Regions from separate parts of the Homo sapiens genome. Here region 2 is linked to region 1. Evidence: read pairs that join two places in POLR2A ChIA-PET (ENCODE). Cell type or tissue: A673. All regions are shown on one strand. Each heading gives the region's core, and the rest is flanking DNA. Links, peaks and the distances in the headings are about the cores only.

Region 1 (8,014 bases), core at 932-5,931:
TGTATCAAACATGCCTATGCATGTCCTGTACATGTATCCCAGAACCTAAAATAAAATTAAACTTAAAAAAAAGAAAAGAGTTGCTGCCTATGCCCAAGAATTTTAGAAAAATAGCTTTCAAACATTCTGGGAAAGAGGCAGATTGTATATGTCAATCAGAATTAGAAGTATCACATTCAGAAATCAAAGAAAACTTTTAGTACTTTAAAATGTAGCCAGGTGCAGTGGCTCATGCCTGTAATCCTAACACTTCGGGAGGCTGAGGTGGGCCAATCGCTCAAGCTCAGGAGACCAGCCTGGACAACATGGTGAAACCCTGTCTCTACAAATAATACAAACAAATTAGCCAGGCGTGGTGATGTGTGCCTACAGTCCCAGCTACTTGGGGGGCTGGGGCAGGACCATCACTTGAGCCCAGGAGGTGGAGGCTGCAGTGAGCCGAGATCATGCCACTGCACTCCGGCCTAGACAACAGAGTGAGAATGTCTCCAAAGTAAAATAAAATAAATGTATGCCAATTGCATGTATTTGTAAGACGGCTTAATTCATTTTAACATTTAGCAAGTCCAGTTATTTCCAACCGGCCAATAGGCAATTTTGGGTAGTTGAGAGACATTGACTTTCCTTTTATAACCTGTTGTGTAGTTATCAGTGAGCCACCTCCAATAGAGTTTACCAATAAAAATTTTCCATCTATCATACTCCCACCAAGGCTTATCTTATCCTGTTGGTGAGCAATGAAATGTCCAGGGACTGTGAGAGGGATTACAGTTCTAAGAAGCAGAATATTCTCTGGGACTAATGGGTGTTGGAAACCTAAACATGTATTTGCCCCCCTCTCCCAGAGTTTTTATATCACATTTGCTTCCACTTTTTAATTCATTGTTTGCAAGCCCCACCCTAGAGGTAGATATCTGTGATGACTGAATGATGTACCCTGGCCTATAGGCCAGACCACAAACAAGCTAGTTAACTAGTCTTACTTTTTTTTTTTTTTTTGAGATAGAGTCTCACTCTGTTAACCAGGCTGGAGTGCAGTGGCATGATCTCAGCTCACTGCATCCTCCGCCTCCCAGGTTCAAGCCTCCCAAGTAGCAGGATTACAGGCACGCAGCACCACACCCATCTAATTTTTGTGTTTTTAGTAGAGATGGGGTTTCACCATGTTGGCCAGGGTGGTCTCGAACTCCTGACCTCAAGTGATCCACCCGCCTCGGCCTCCCCAAGTGCTGGGATTACAGGCGTGAGCCACCACGCCCGGCTAGCCTTTCTTTAAACATTAAATAATAATAGAGAAAACATTTATGAGTACATTTTCAGTCACCTACGCACACTATTTCTATAAAACAGCTAAGTATAGCTATGTGTTACTTAACGATAGTATAAGTTCTGAGAAATGCATTATTAGGTGATTTTATCACTGTGCAATCATCATAGAGTGCACTTACACAAACCTAGATGGTATAGCCTACTACACACCTAGGGTATGTGTTATAGCCTATTACTCCTAGGCTATAAACCTGTATAGTATGTTACTATACTGAATACTATATGCAGCTGGAATATAATGGTAATTATTTGTGTATCTAAACATAGAAAAGGTAATGCATTGTGCAAAGACATTAGAACAGTTACATCACTAGATGATAGAAAATTGTCAGCTCCATTATCATCTTATGGGACTACCATCATATATGCAACCCACCATTGACCAAAATGTCACTATGTGGTGCATCACTGTATTTATAGTAGAGAACCATTAGAAATTATATAAAGCCCCTTCCCCCGAACAGTGGACTTATTAAATAAATAATAGTATAGGCTTACGATGCAGCCATTAAAAATAACATTTTTGGCTGGGCATGGTGGCTCACACCTGTAATCCCAGCCCTTTGGGAGGCCGAAGTGGGAGGATAACTTGAGCCTAGCAAGTTGAAGCTGCAGTGAGCCATGATGGCACGACTGCACTCCAGCCTGGGGGACAGAGTGAGACCCTGTCTCAAAAACAAACAAACAAAATAAACTTTTGCTGGGTTCCCTGTCACATCAGAAGGTAAGTATAAAAGACTTCTAAGTCATGTCAAAAGAGACTCAGGAATAAACCTGAAGATGCTTCCATCGATCAAAGAGGTGAGGAAGAGCTTGAGCATGAATTCCATCCGTAATGGATAGATGCATGGTAAATATGTTTTAGTCAGCTCAGATTGATACTCTAAGACAAAAAAACCTCTGTTGGTACCTTTGGAAGATACAAGGAAACCAACTTATTATTTAAAAAACTGGTAAATACAGAGAATGAATCAAGCATCTAGTTCATTTCTCATATATAAATTGTACCTCAGGGTAACCCAATAGTTGATGATAGGAGGTTTCTCTTTACAGAATATTTCAGCTAATAATTGATGTAGAAATGATAGAGTGTCATCATATTGTAACCCCTAGTGAAATAATGCAGCTAGGGAATGATCATTAATGATGACTAACTTTACAAAAAGATTAACAAGCAGACATATGTCTCCTACATTATCACATATCAAATATTCTTGCCAAAAATCAAACTAGAATTTGATCAAGCCTATATACCTAAATAATAACAAAATACAGAAGATAAAGAAACATATTAAATAACACTAAAGGAGTTACAATTAGAAAATTTACACTATAGGCCAGTCGTGATGGCTTACACCTATAATCCCAGCATTTTGGGAGGCTGAGATTGGAGGATTGCTTGTGCCCGGAAGTTCAAGATCAGCCTGGAAAACATAATCAGACCTGATCTGTACAAATAAAAAAAAAATTACCCAGGCGTGGTGGCTTGTGTCTATAGTCCCAGCTACTTGGGAGGCTGAAGTGGGAGGATTGCTTGAGCCCAGGAGGTCGAGGCTACATTGAGCCCTGATTGCACCACTGCACTCCAGCTAGGGTGACAGAACAAGACCCTGTTTCAAAAACAGAAAAAGAAAGAAAGAAAGGAAGGAAGGAAGGAATAAAGAAGGAGGGAGGGAGGAAGGAAGGAAGGAAGGAAGGAAGGAAGGAATTCACACTATGGAAAGTCCTATAGGACAAACAACTCAATTTTGCCTCAACAAATCCAATAAAAGAGAAGGAGGGAGAAGCAAAAGATTAAGAGGCTTAAGACACATATCAAATAATACAACATGTGGACTTTATTTGGATCTCAATTTTGAACAAATTAACTATAATAAACATGAGACAATTGGGAGAAATCCGAACACTGAATACTTGACGATATTAAAACATTTAAATGAAAACTGTGAGATGTTACAATGATATTGTCATTATATTTTTTACAAGTGTCCTTATCTTTTAGATGTAAATGAAGAAACATTTGTGAATGAAATAATTTGATGTTTGTTTCAAATTAATCTGGAGGTAGAAATGTTTCAATAAATGTTGAAGCTGGGTGGAGTTTCAAAGGGGTTCATTATACTGTTCTTTCTACTTTTTTATGTGTTTGAAAATTTTCCTAAAATAATGAGTTTATAAACTTGTATTGAGAGCATAATCTTAAGTTTGTAATATATATTATGTATGTATACACATGCATGTACATAAACAAAGATTAGAAAAGAGAGGAAACACACCAAAAAATCTTTAGGTTGTCTCCTTACGATGATATTATAAATGAAATTTACATTCTTTCTTATTCTTATTTCTTTCTTCTTTTTTATTTAGGGAAAATAGATTTTAAGAGGCACAAGATCCAGTTATTTTCAACTCTTTAACCTTGACAAATAATGAAGACCAGAAAAAAATTTTCTCAACTACTAGAAGTTGTCTTTATGCAGTGGAACTATATGAAATTTTATTTCAGTTTTTTACATTTCTGTATTTTTCCATTTTTAATATAAAGGGACATCATTTTAGGATTCAGAAATCCAACAAACATTAAATCTAAAGGGACAATTAATTTATGAAGGATAAACAAAATTATTTATGTATACAAGATTTTTAAAAAATACAGGTGCAGGCTTGGTGTGGTGGCTCACACCTGTAATCCCAGCACTTTGGGAGGCCGAGGCAGGTGGATCATCTGAGGTCAGGAATTTGAGACCATCTTGGCCAACATGGCAAAACCCCATCTCTACTAAAAAAAATACAAAACATGAGCATGGAATGTTCTTCATTTGTTTGTGTCCTCTTTTATTTCATTGAGCAGTGGTATGCAGTTCTCCTTGAAGAGGTCCTTCACATCCCTTGTAAGTTGGATTCCTAGGTATTTTATTCTCTTTGAAGCAGTTGTGAATGGGAGTTCACTCATGATTTGGCTCTCTGTCTGTTATTGGTGTATAAGAATTCTTGTGATTTTTGCACATTGATTTTGTATCCTGAGACTTTGCTGAAGTTGCTTATCAGCTTAAGGAGATTTTGGGCTGAGACGATGGGGTTTTCTAAATATACAATCATGTCATCTGCAAACAGGGACAATTTGACTTCCTCTTTTCCTAATTGAATACCCTTTATTTCTTTTTCCTGCCTGATTGCCCTGGCCAAAACTTCCAACACTATGTTGAATAGGAGTGGTGAGAGAGGGCATCCCTATCTTGTGCCAGTTTTCAAAGGGAATGCTTCCAGTTTTTGCCCATTCAGTATGATATTGGGTGTGGGTTTGTCATAGATAGCTCTTATTATTTTGAGATATGTCTCATCAACACGTAATTTATTGAGAGTTTTTAGCATGAAGGGCTATTAATTTTGTCAAAGGCCTATGCTGCATCTGTTGAGATAATCATGCGGTTTTTGTCTTTGGTGCTGTTTATATGCTGGATTACGTTTATTGATTTGCATATGTTGAACTAGCCTTGCGTTCCAGGGATGAAGCCCACTTGATTACAGTGGATAAGCTTTTTGATGTGCTGCTGGATTCGGTTTGCCAGTATTTTATTATGGATTTTTGCATCGATGTTCATAGGAAGAATCAATATCATGAAAATGGCCACACTGCCCAAGGTAATTTATAGATTCAATGCCATCCTCATCAAGCTACCAATGACTTTCTTCACAGAATTGGAAAAAACCACTTTAAAGTTCATATGGAACCGAAAAAGAGCCCGCATAGCTGAGACAATCCTAAGTCAAAAGAACAAAGCTGGAGGCATCACGCTTCCTGACTTCAAACTATACTACAAGGCTACAGTAACCAAAACAGCATGGTACTGGTACCAAAACAGAGATATAGACCAATGGAACAGAATAGAGGCCTCAGAAATAATACCACACATCTACAACCATCTGATCTTTGACAAACCTGAGAAAAACAAGAAATGGGGAAAGGATTCACTATTTAATAAATGGTGCTGGGAAAACTGGCTAGCCATGGGTAGGAAGCTGAAACTGGATCCCTTCCTTACACCTTATACAAAAATTAATTCAAGATAAATTAAAGACTTAAATGTTAGACCTAAAACCATAAAAACCCTAGAAGAAAACCTAGGCAATACCATTCAGGATATAGGCATGGGCAAGCACTTCATGTCTAAAACACCAAAAGCAATGGCAACAAAAGCCAAAATTGACAAATGGGATCTAATTAAACTAAAGAGCTTCTGCACAGCAAAAGAAACTACCATCAGAGTGAATAGGCAACCTACAGAATGGGAGAAAATTTTTGCAATCTACCCATCTGACAAAGGGCTAATATCCAGAATCTACAAAGAACTCAAACAAATTTACAAGAAAAAAACAAACAACCCCATCAAAAAGTGGGCGAAGGATATGAACAGACACTTCTCAAAAGAAGACATTGACGCAGCCAACAGACACATGAAAAAATGCTCATCATGACTGGCCATCAGAGAAATGCAAATCAAAACCACAAGGAGATACCATCTCACACCAGTTAGAATGGCAATCATTAAAAAGTCAGGAAATAACAGGTGCTGGAGAGGATGTGGAGAAATAGGAACACTTTTACACTGTTGGTGGGACTGTAAACTAGTTCAACCATTGTGGAAGACGGCATGGTGATTCCTCAAGGATCTAGTACTAGAAATACCATTTGACCCAGCCATCCCACCACTGGGTATATACCCAAAGGATTATAAATCATGCTGCTATAAAGACATATGCACACGTATGTTTATTGTGGCACTATTCACAATAGCAAAGACTTGGAACCAACCCAAATGTCCATCAATGATAGATTGCATTAAGAAAATGTGGCACATATACAACATGGAATACTATGCAGCCATAAAAAATGATGAGTTCATGTCCTTTGTAGGGACATGGATGAAGCTGGAATCCATCATTCTCAGCAAACTATCACAAGGACAAAAAAACAAACACCACATGTTCTCACTCATAGATGGGAATTGAACAATGAGAACACTTGGACACAGGAAGGTGAACATCGCTCACCGGGACCTGTCGTGGGGCTGGGGGAGTGGGGAGGGATAGCATTAGGAGATATACCTAATGTAAATGATGAGTTAATGGGTGCAGCACACCAACATAGCACATGTATACATATGTAACAAACCTGCACGTTGTGCACATGTACCCTAGAACTTAAAGTATAATAAAAAAAAAAAAGAAAGTTCTGCTTTAATAAAGACATCAAAAAAAAAAAAAAACATTAGCTGGGCGTGGTGGCACATGCCTGTAATCCTGGCTATTTAGGAGGCTGAGGCAGGAGACTTGCTTGAACTCAGGAGGCAGAGATTGCAGTGAGTCGAGATCGTGTCATTGCACTCTAATTTGGGCAAAAGAGTGAGACTCTGTCTCAAGAGAAACAAACAAACAAACAAGAAAAAACAAAAAAAATACAGGTGTAAGAAACATTATTTACATTTTACATGCCTGTTTGGCAGATTAACACTAAGGCAAGGATGGCAAAACAAATCAGAGAACTTTTGATTCAACAAATGAATGCAATGAAGCTACATTTCTAAGAAAACTGTATTATTTGGCTAAAAGGGAAATTAAGCACTGGACTAAGAGTATAGAGAAGGGCTGGCAAAGGAAACCAGGAAGGGGAAAAACCAAAGGGTAAATTTCAGAGTGTTTCAGAGAATCACTGGTTGGTTAAATCAGAGAAACTGAATTTTACTATCAAATGTAAGAAAGAGTAAGTTCAGAAAGAGATTATGCTTTTATGGTTTCATAGCCTACTTTTTTCTCCGTAACATCGATATAAGCCTTTTCCAATTGTAGGAAAAACTTTCTAAATTTCATTAAAAAAAACACGGTTAAAAAAATGCCATAGATTTGAAAATTCTCTTGATCTACCATAATATGTTATTAATTCCTCCTCACTGGATATCTATTTTTAAATCTTATAAACATAATGCTTTTCTTTACAAATAAAACTTTTCCCCTATTTTCCTGAAAGTAGAAATTTTTTGTAAGTAGAATCACTAGGTCGAGAGTATGAGCATTTAGAAGGCTCTTGAGATATACTGAATAGTTGCTTTCCATAGTGGTTTTGGCTAATTATTAATTTACTAATTCCTAATCTACATTCAATCCAGCAGTGTTTATGGGTGCCTATAGCTGCATATTCACCGGCATTGATCATCATGCTTTTTAAAATATCCATGCTAATTTGGCAGTTGTAACATGGGATCTCATTTTACTTGCATATCCTTGATGGGTACTCACATTAACTATTTTAAAGCTGTCTTTAATGAATATTCTGTTATGTACTTTGTCTTAAAATGTAAATCTTTTGAACTGTCTACTGTGTCTAGATCTTTGTTTCTATTTGATTGACAGAATAAACAATGAACCCACTTAGACATATTGACTAAAAGAGTCAGGTTTTAAGAACATTGCACTGGCATCTTTGAAATGCAGAGAACAAGTTCCCACTTGAGCATATGTGTTCCTCCCCACCCCCACTGTTTTACCTATTACTTCATGCTAATCATCCTAATGTTTCAGATAGTTCTTTTAAGTCCCCTACGTGTGTACCTAGCTGCAAATCAGTTCAATTTACAGATGGAGCAAAAAAACAACATGGATGTTATTGATGGGCCAGCCACATTCTTGT
Region 2 (8,014 bases), core at 1,938-6,937, 210 kb before region 1:
TTTTCAAAGGATCCAAAAGATTGAAATGAATGTTGCACTTTGGACAAGCTCTTGGAAAAGGTGTTCCATTTTTAGACTGATTTGATGAGGTATTTGTACCTAAAATAAATTCAGAACATTTATGACTCAAAATTCATCACTTTTTAACCTTAAATAACCACTAATAATACTTTTAAAATTTATAGCCACTTCAAAAATGTATGTATAAATACTATAACTTCTTTTTATGTACCACATTTCATATTTACCTTTTGCTAGCATAGCCTGGGAAGAAGTCACTGAAGGAGATTTAACTGAAGGTAATACAGCTGAGGAATTTGCTCCAGAAACACTTTCGCTGGGTTTAGGCTTCTTTGGATTAACATTATTTACTTCAGAAGTAGAAGGACGTTTTGATAAAAATGAACTTTCACTCATACCTACAATAATTTAAATAGTGAGAAAAATATTTTTTAAAATTAGAATATTATTTACATCTGAGTAAAAATATTTTGGAGCTAAATTAAAGGTAATATAATTGAATTATCATATCATGACAATAATGATAAAACTTGATATGATCCAAACTCAAGGGTGTAAAGAAATTGCACATATATTTATCATGGACTACATACATTTAAATAATTAAAAAAATAATCCCTCTATGAAAGAAAATTCTAAATATGGCTTCAAATAAAGAAATATATAAATAGCTATCACAAAGGGAGCCAGACCAATATTCCAAGCCAAAAAAAAAAGTATACTATGAATAAGTTCTGACAAATGAATTATCTTTAGATGCTTAAGTGCATTGAGTACACTAGAGTTTGTAAAAAAACAACAATTACCTGTTTCAAAAATTTAGAGATACTCTTAAGATGCTTTTTTCAATTTAACAACTTAAAATGTCTAATGGAAATTTAGTTCTTTCCTACCTAACAAACTGAAGAGTAGGTAAGAGCGGTCTACTCATGGCTTTGAGTGGTATTACCCATTCATCGCTACGCAGAAAGTGGAAATAACTAATCTTGAATGATAACACTTCATTCATTTATATGAAAGGACACATAGGCCAGGCACGGTGGCTCACGCCTGTAATCCCAGCACTTTGGGAGGCTGAGGCAGACAGATCACGAGGTCAGGAGATAGAGACCAGCCTGGCAAACATGGTGAAACCCCATCTCTACTAAAAATACAAAAAATTAGCCTGGCGTGGTGACGGGCACCTGTAGTCCCAGCTACTCGGGAGGCTGAGGCAGGAGAATGGCATGAACCTGGGAGGCGGTGCTTGCAGTGAGCCGAGATCGCGCCACTGCACTCCAGCCTGGGCAACAGAGCAAGACTCTGTCTCAAAAAAAATAAAAAAACAAAGGACACATAATGGAAGTAGTGAGTATAATGATTTTCACACATAATGGAAGTAGTAAGTATAATGATTTTCACACTATGTTCCCCAGAAATTAATGGGTTTGTTTTAGAGAATATATTGAGCATGTTTAACAGAGGAACTCTTTTTTCTTTTATTTAAATTTTGCATAAAATTTTTATATAAGGATTTCATTCCTAAAAATACTTTCCCATTTGAAAACCATTTTGTTAAGGCTGAAGGATTTTAGTTTTATTTAATGCATTCTCAAGAGAAATGAGGATATCCAGGCTATAAAAAGGCTCGGAAAAGTTTTTTTTTGAAAATAACATACAACTGTACTTTGTAAAAGAGATTCTAAATCTGTACATCATATTTTAATCCTCACAATTGTACATTAAAAGTAGAAATGGTACGGTAACTATATTAGAAGTATTCCAGGTTTTAAAGTCAGATAAGTTCAAATCCACACCTTGTCACTCTCTAGTTATGTTAATGTTACTCTCTAGTTATGTTAACTAGTTAACTTGTCACTCTCTAGTTATGTTAACTTGTCACTCTCTAGTCTAGTTATGTTAGCTTAATTTCTCTAAGCCTCAGTTTGCTTTTTTATAAAATAAGTTACAAGTTTACAGAGCTGCTTTAAGGACCAAATAAGATAATGTACTTAAGGCACCCAACAAAACATTTGGTACACAGAAAGCACTCAGTAATAAATTACAGATATTATCATTACTAACAAAATATTTTATATTTAACTTACCTCAGAGGGGAAAAATATAATAATAGATTAACCTGTCAGCTTTTTAATAAGGGCAAACATTACAGCAAAATAAGAGTATTATACTACTTGGCTTCTCTCTTTCATCCTTTTCAGATAACATAAAAATGATTTTTTTCCATCTTCAAAATACTCGATTACTGATAGATATACTGTAGGTACATTGGAAAAATTCTGTATAATCACATTCACATTCTTGTGAGATGTTTAAGTTACCTGAAAAACCAATGAATGCTGGAATTCTGAATTAAGCATCTGATTATATAGGAGGCTGGACAGTAGAAACAGACTGCTTTAAGAATTTTTAAAACAAGAAATCTCAAGATTAAATAAAATCACTCTGTATTTGTTTTAAATTTTGATGCTTTAACTTATTTCTCTGCTGTGTTTGGCTTGTGTTGCTCCCTACCCTCAACAGCTCTCTCTCTGCTGGTAAAAATCCTATTCTCATTCAAGATTTAGCTCAAATCCAGTTTTCTCCAAACCCCCATAATCTCCCTAGATGGTAGTGTGTTAATCATGTTACTGAACATGTGGCACATATCATTCATAATTATCATTCAGAATAACTGTATTGTCAAGTCTTTTAAAGCTTATAATGTATTCTCACATTTCACTTGGATTTGGACATAAAAAATCCCTAAGTAGAGCAAGAATTAAAGTTACATGTCCAAATGAATGGTTCCAGATGTGAAGAATGAATGCATTCTACAAAAAAAATTAAAATCTCCCTTTTAACAATATGAGAAAACCAAAGTGGTTAGGTAACTTAATAGAGACTACAAAAATCTTAAGAATAGAGGATCAAATCATCCCACTTACTGCTCAGGCTAAAGTCCCACTCACTGAAGTAGAACACTTATACAGAAAGAATAGGAGTCATTATTTCTCTTTATTCCCAAGAAGTTTCAAGAATTTAGACTTTTTCTATGAATAAATCTACATGCTTTATGAAACCAGACTTAAGACAACTATTTTTTTCTCCCTGTTTCTTTTGGTTCTTACCTATTTCACAAACCAGATTGTTACTAAATACGTAAGTGACACCCAGAGAGGTGAATATCAAATCAAGTATTAAAAAATTGGAAAAACAGTTTAAGTTTATAATAAAAGTATTACTATTAAAAAAAAACTGGGAGAGGGTTTGGTAAATTCTCCGCACTGATTTGCTAGTAAATCTAAAAATTCCAAAAAATCATGTATACGTCTGTTTAGTCAAATATTTGAATAGATACAAATTGCTAAGATACAAAGAGTAACTGCCTTGATTACAGGGAATTTTCAATTAGATAAAATTATTTTATAGTACACTAATTTATTTTAGATTAATGAAGAACTTTGTTACAGTATACAATCAAAGAACTTTAAATGTTCCTCAACAGGGAAAGTTCACTAATCCTTCAATGTACATTTCATGAGTACTTACTATGTACAAATCACTATTTATTTATTGTTGGGAGTTTATAATAGCACTTTATAATCATATTGAACTATCACGCTGAAACAATTAGAATAGAAAGACATTAAACTAATTAAGAAATCAACTATAGCCATATATTTTTCACACTAGTGTCCATAGAAACTAATTAATACTTTTTTAAACAGAGTATTCAGGCTACCTGAGAAGTTCTCTAACTCACAGAAATTATTTTAATATTTCTCAGCTATGGTTAGCTCCAAGTGAGAATTAGTTCAAAGTTGGTTAGCTTACTTAATAGGAAGAAATAAAATATTCTGTCATTAAATAGGATTTTACAGAAAATTACCCACATAAGGTATTCAAGTACTAGTGACGTTCCACCTTACAATATATGAAAAACTTCACACAAGGGTAGGGACTTCAAAACAGAAAGTCAATCTCATATGCATATTCATCAAGTTTCTTTCTATAACCTTTATGAAAAAAATACTAAAACCAACCTGCCATAGAAAGTGTTGGTCCCCCTTGGTAATGTGATAATCCTGTATCCTGGGTCAAGTCAAACAGTAACTCTGATGACTTATTAGACACAACTCGTGATGAGTTTGTTATATAACCCTGTTAAATAGTTCAAAGGAAAAATAATACATTTATTCAACAGTTATAATTATTTCAATATAATTATATATTATGTAATTTTATATAATTATATAAGAATTTTATTTCATAGACATTTATAAAAGTAAATTGTATGCCCAATATTCTAAGGAAACCCTTTGATAACTCAATTATTAATAAGTTAAAAACACAAAGATAATTGCTACTTTGCCAAAATTATCATCTACTGAAACTGAAAGCAAGCTATTACTTAGAGCTGGTTTACTGCTGACTAGAAAACTAAAATGGGGGGCATATTCTTAGTTCAACTTCTTCAAGGTAAAAGAAACATAAATCAACTTATATATCAGTAAGATTGATACACTTTAGATGACTTCTAAAGATTCAGTATCCCCATTAAAGGACAAAAAATAGAACTTAGCAAAATCTTTGGGCAAAAGCAAGGAGAAAAAAAAAACCATATTTACATGACCAAAAAAATTAAAAGCTTCTATGCTTCTAAAAACCTCACATCTGAGATATCAGGGCAAACAAACGGAATCAATCTGCAGTATTGTGCATCAGTGTTAAGGATGAATATATCACATAATGTGAATTTTGAAATCATCTTTATTGGAGAAATGTATAAGCTATGTGTCAGAAAGAGAAAAAATGGGCCCCACACACTTTCCATCATCCCATAGAAAGCCACGCTAGGCCAGGAATCTTCTGTCTTATCAGGCAAATATGAAAGCAAACCGGTCAGTAGAGTGAACAAATAAGAATGCCAGGCAGACAGGGTTTAGAACAGAAGTTGTTTATGGGAATAATTGGGGCCAGCTGTCCTGCTCCTGGAGGCCTCGGGACTCAAAGGAAGTTTTAGCCCTTCCATCAGGAGAAAGGGTGGTCCAAACTAAAAGGAAGATCTTAAGAAGAGAGGAGTGAAAAGTATGAGATGAATGATAATGGGCTCAAGTATAAAGCAGTATAAAGTTATATATGAGCATACATACATGGTGTACATAATTATGAAAAATATGGTCAATATAATTTAGGGACATACACTCCGATATTATTATACATTAAATATAATGACACATACACACACACACACACACACACACACACACACACACACACACACAAGTATACTCCAATACCATTAATACTTCTAAAAGATACTCATTGTGGACGGTAAGCTCTCAGAGTGACTTTTGGACCATTCTACATGTCATAATACATAACAAGCGGATTAACAATGATTAAAAATTAAAGGAAAAAAGGCTATCACTTTAGGAAAAATATGGGCAAAGGACATAAACTGAGAGAATTCAGAAGTCAAATACTAATGAACAACATATACGAAATACCTTTTTTCCAAATTACCAGCCAAAGAAATGCAAATAAAAACAACAGCAACATTTAACTAATGAATTGGCATGTTACCATAATATCTACTACAAAATAAATTAATTAGCCACTACTCTTAAAAGTGTCAAGTTCATGGAAGACAAAGAAAGAATGAATAACTAGAAAATACGAGGAAATTAAAAAGAAGTAACTGCAAGTATCCTGAATAGGATACTGGGCAGGAAAAAGAACATTAATGGGAAAACTGATGAAATTCCAGTAAAGTCTATAGTTGGGTTAATGTTAATTACCCAGTTGTGATAAGATGTTAAAATAAAGGGAAACTGGGTAAGGGGTATATGGGAACTGTTTGTACTATTTTTTCTGTGTCTAATATTAGTTTGAGTTAAAAAGCAATGATAACATTCATTATTGGCAAAGTAGAGCTTATATTTTAGTATAATTTTTCTGCATAAAAGCTTTGGCAGTAGCTACTGAAGGCTTTAAAAGGTTCACTTCCTTTGTGTGTGTGTGTGTGTGTGTGTGAAATGGAGTTTCACTTTTGTTGCCCAGGCTGGAGTGTGATGGCCTGATCTCCGCTCACTGCAACCTCTGCCTCCTGGGTTCAACTGACTCTCCTGTCTCAGCCTCCTGAGTAGCTGGGACTACAGGCTCATGCCACCACACCCAGGTAATTTTCATATTTTTAGTAGAGACAGGGTTTCATCAGATTGGTCAGGCTGGTCTTGAACTTCTGACCTCAGGTGATCCACCTGCCTTGGCCTCCCAAAGTGCTGGGATTACAGGGGTAAGCCACTATGCCCAGCCGGTTCACCCCCTTTTATCTAATTATTCCATTTTTAAGAATTTATGGTAATGAAATAAAAATGTTTAAGGGAAAATTAGTTATAACAGAAAAACAATTATAACCTGTATGTCTAACAATGGAGAAATGATTAAACTGATAAAACTATTGTGCAAAAATTAACTTTTTTTTTTTTTTTGAGACGGAGTCTCACTCTGTCACCAGGCTGGAGTGCAGTGGTGTGATCTTGGCTCACTGCAACCTCCACCTCCTGGGTTCAAGCAATTCTCCTGCCTCAGCCTCCCGAGTAGCCGGGACTACAGGTGCACACCACCATGCCCAGCTAATTTTCGTATTTTTAATAGAGACAGGGTTTTACCATGTTGGCCAGGATGGTCTACATCTCTTGACCTTGTGATCTGCCCACTTTAGCCTCCCAAAGTGCTGGGATTACAGGTGTGAGGCACTGCACCCGGCCAAATTAACATTTTTTTAGGAAATGTTCCAAGTAGAATGTTCAGTGAAAAAAGAGAAATATGTATTTGCAAATACTATAGGGTCCTGATACACTCTTCTCACTTTTCTAAACTCTGTCCCCAAATACATATTACTTCATAAGAGAAACATAAAAGTTTTATTATTATAAATTAAGGAATATTCAAGTTTTAAGAATTTTGCTTTATTACTAACTTTTCTATTGACATGGGTTTGTTAAGAAGTTACGGAAACAAGCTATTGATGTAACTCAAACTAATCCTAGAATTTGAGGCCTAGTAGGCAGATGTAGGTATTTGGGCCTCAACATGTAGTATTTTCTTTTTATCATGCCCTATGATTTAACAGTAATAAAACATAATCTTACTTCAAAGTAAACATTTTCTCCAAATATTTGTGAAAAAATGGAAAAGTTACTTCTGAGTTTCAAGTTACTCACCTTTCAAACTGAAATAATAATCACAATTGTTTGTTTTAAACGTACTTGCTCTTCATGGTACACGTATCATATCATGCAGCTATCACAACAATACTAATAAGGACCTAATATTATTCCTCATTTTATAAATAGGTAAACTAAGGTTAGGTGGGGTCGAGTAAGGCTCCCAGTACAGCCCCACTTGTTGCTGATGGAGCTGGAAATAGAATCCAGGTCTGACTGATTACAAAGCCCATGCACTTAAGCTATATCACATTGACTTTCTGGGTCATAATAATATATCCCATCCCTGCCAACCTGAAAGCGATGTTGAGATACCACATTCCATGAAAAAGTAAAAACACACACACAAAATATGACATAAAATAAAAAACTACTATAGTTTATTAAAATGACTTCCAAAATTCAGAGAAAAGTCACTTAAACAGGATTCTCAATTCATTCCAGAATACTCCTCTGTCATTCTTAACTTTGACTGCACAGTAGAATCACACTTGAAGAGTTTTTAAGCAGCTATCATTTCTGGGTTCCACCCAGACCAACTGGCAAAACCTCTCATTTTTTAAAAGAACCCAAGTACTGGGAACCATCAGCTGAGGTGCTTTGATTTAAAAACTATGCCCAAAACATTCTGAGTCAGAAAGGAATCTAATTCCTAACTCTTATAACACCAAACGTACAAACTCTTGCTTTTATTTTTTTTCCCCATCCTCGGTCAAACGTTGGAAAGATTTTTACCTAACGAACTATTAAATAATGTTTTGTTTTTCTATTTTTTTCCC

Evidence for each region. ChIA-PET counts read pairs that join two places held together with the same protein. Peaks named below come from ENCODE experiments on the same cell type or tissue, not always from the same donor. Only the 100,000 strongest peaks of a DNase experiment are listed, where the experiment ranks them.
Region 2: POLR2A ChIA-PET joins it to region 1 with 6 read pairs; 4 of 35 experiments call an interaction of 5 or more read pairs at or near these places.

What each region holds. Positions count from the first base shown.
Region 1 is chr15:56,899,126-56,907,139 of GRCh38, forward strand. All of the region lies in intron 2 of TCF12-DT (TCF12 divergent transcript), which reads right to left. Among named protein-coding and RNA genes, the nearest start is that of TCF12-DT, 15 kb to the right of the region's middle. In A673, for the core only: no CTCF peak of the experiment used is centred there; a DNase peak (open chromatin) is centred at 3,006; H3K27ac peaks cover 2,282 bases.
Region 2 is chr15:56,689,052-56,697,065 of GRCh38, forward strand. It overlaps ZNF280D (zinc finger protein 280D), which reads right to left. Exons shown (of 22, transcript NM_017661.4): 7 at 4,047-4,164; 8 at 249-419; 9 at 1-99. Among named protein-coding and RNA genes, the nearest start is that of ZNF280D, 40 kb to the right of the region's middle. In A673, for the core only: no CTCF peak of the experiment used is centred there; no DNase peak of the experiment used is centred there.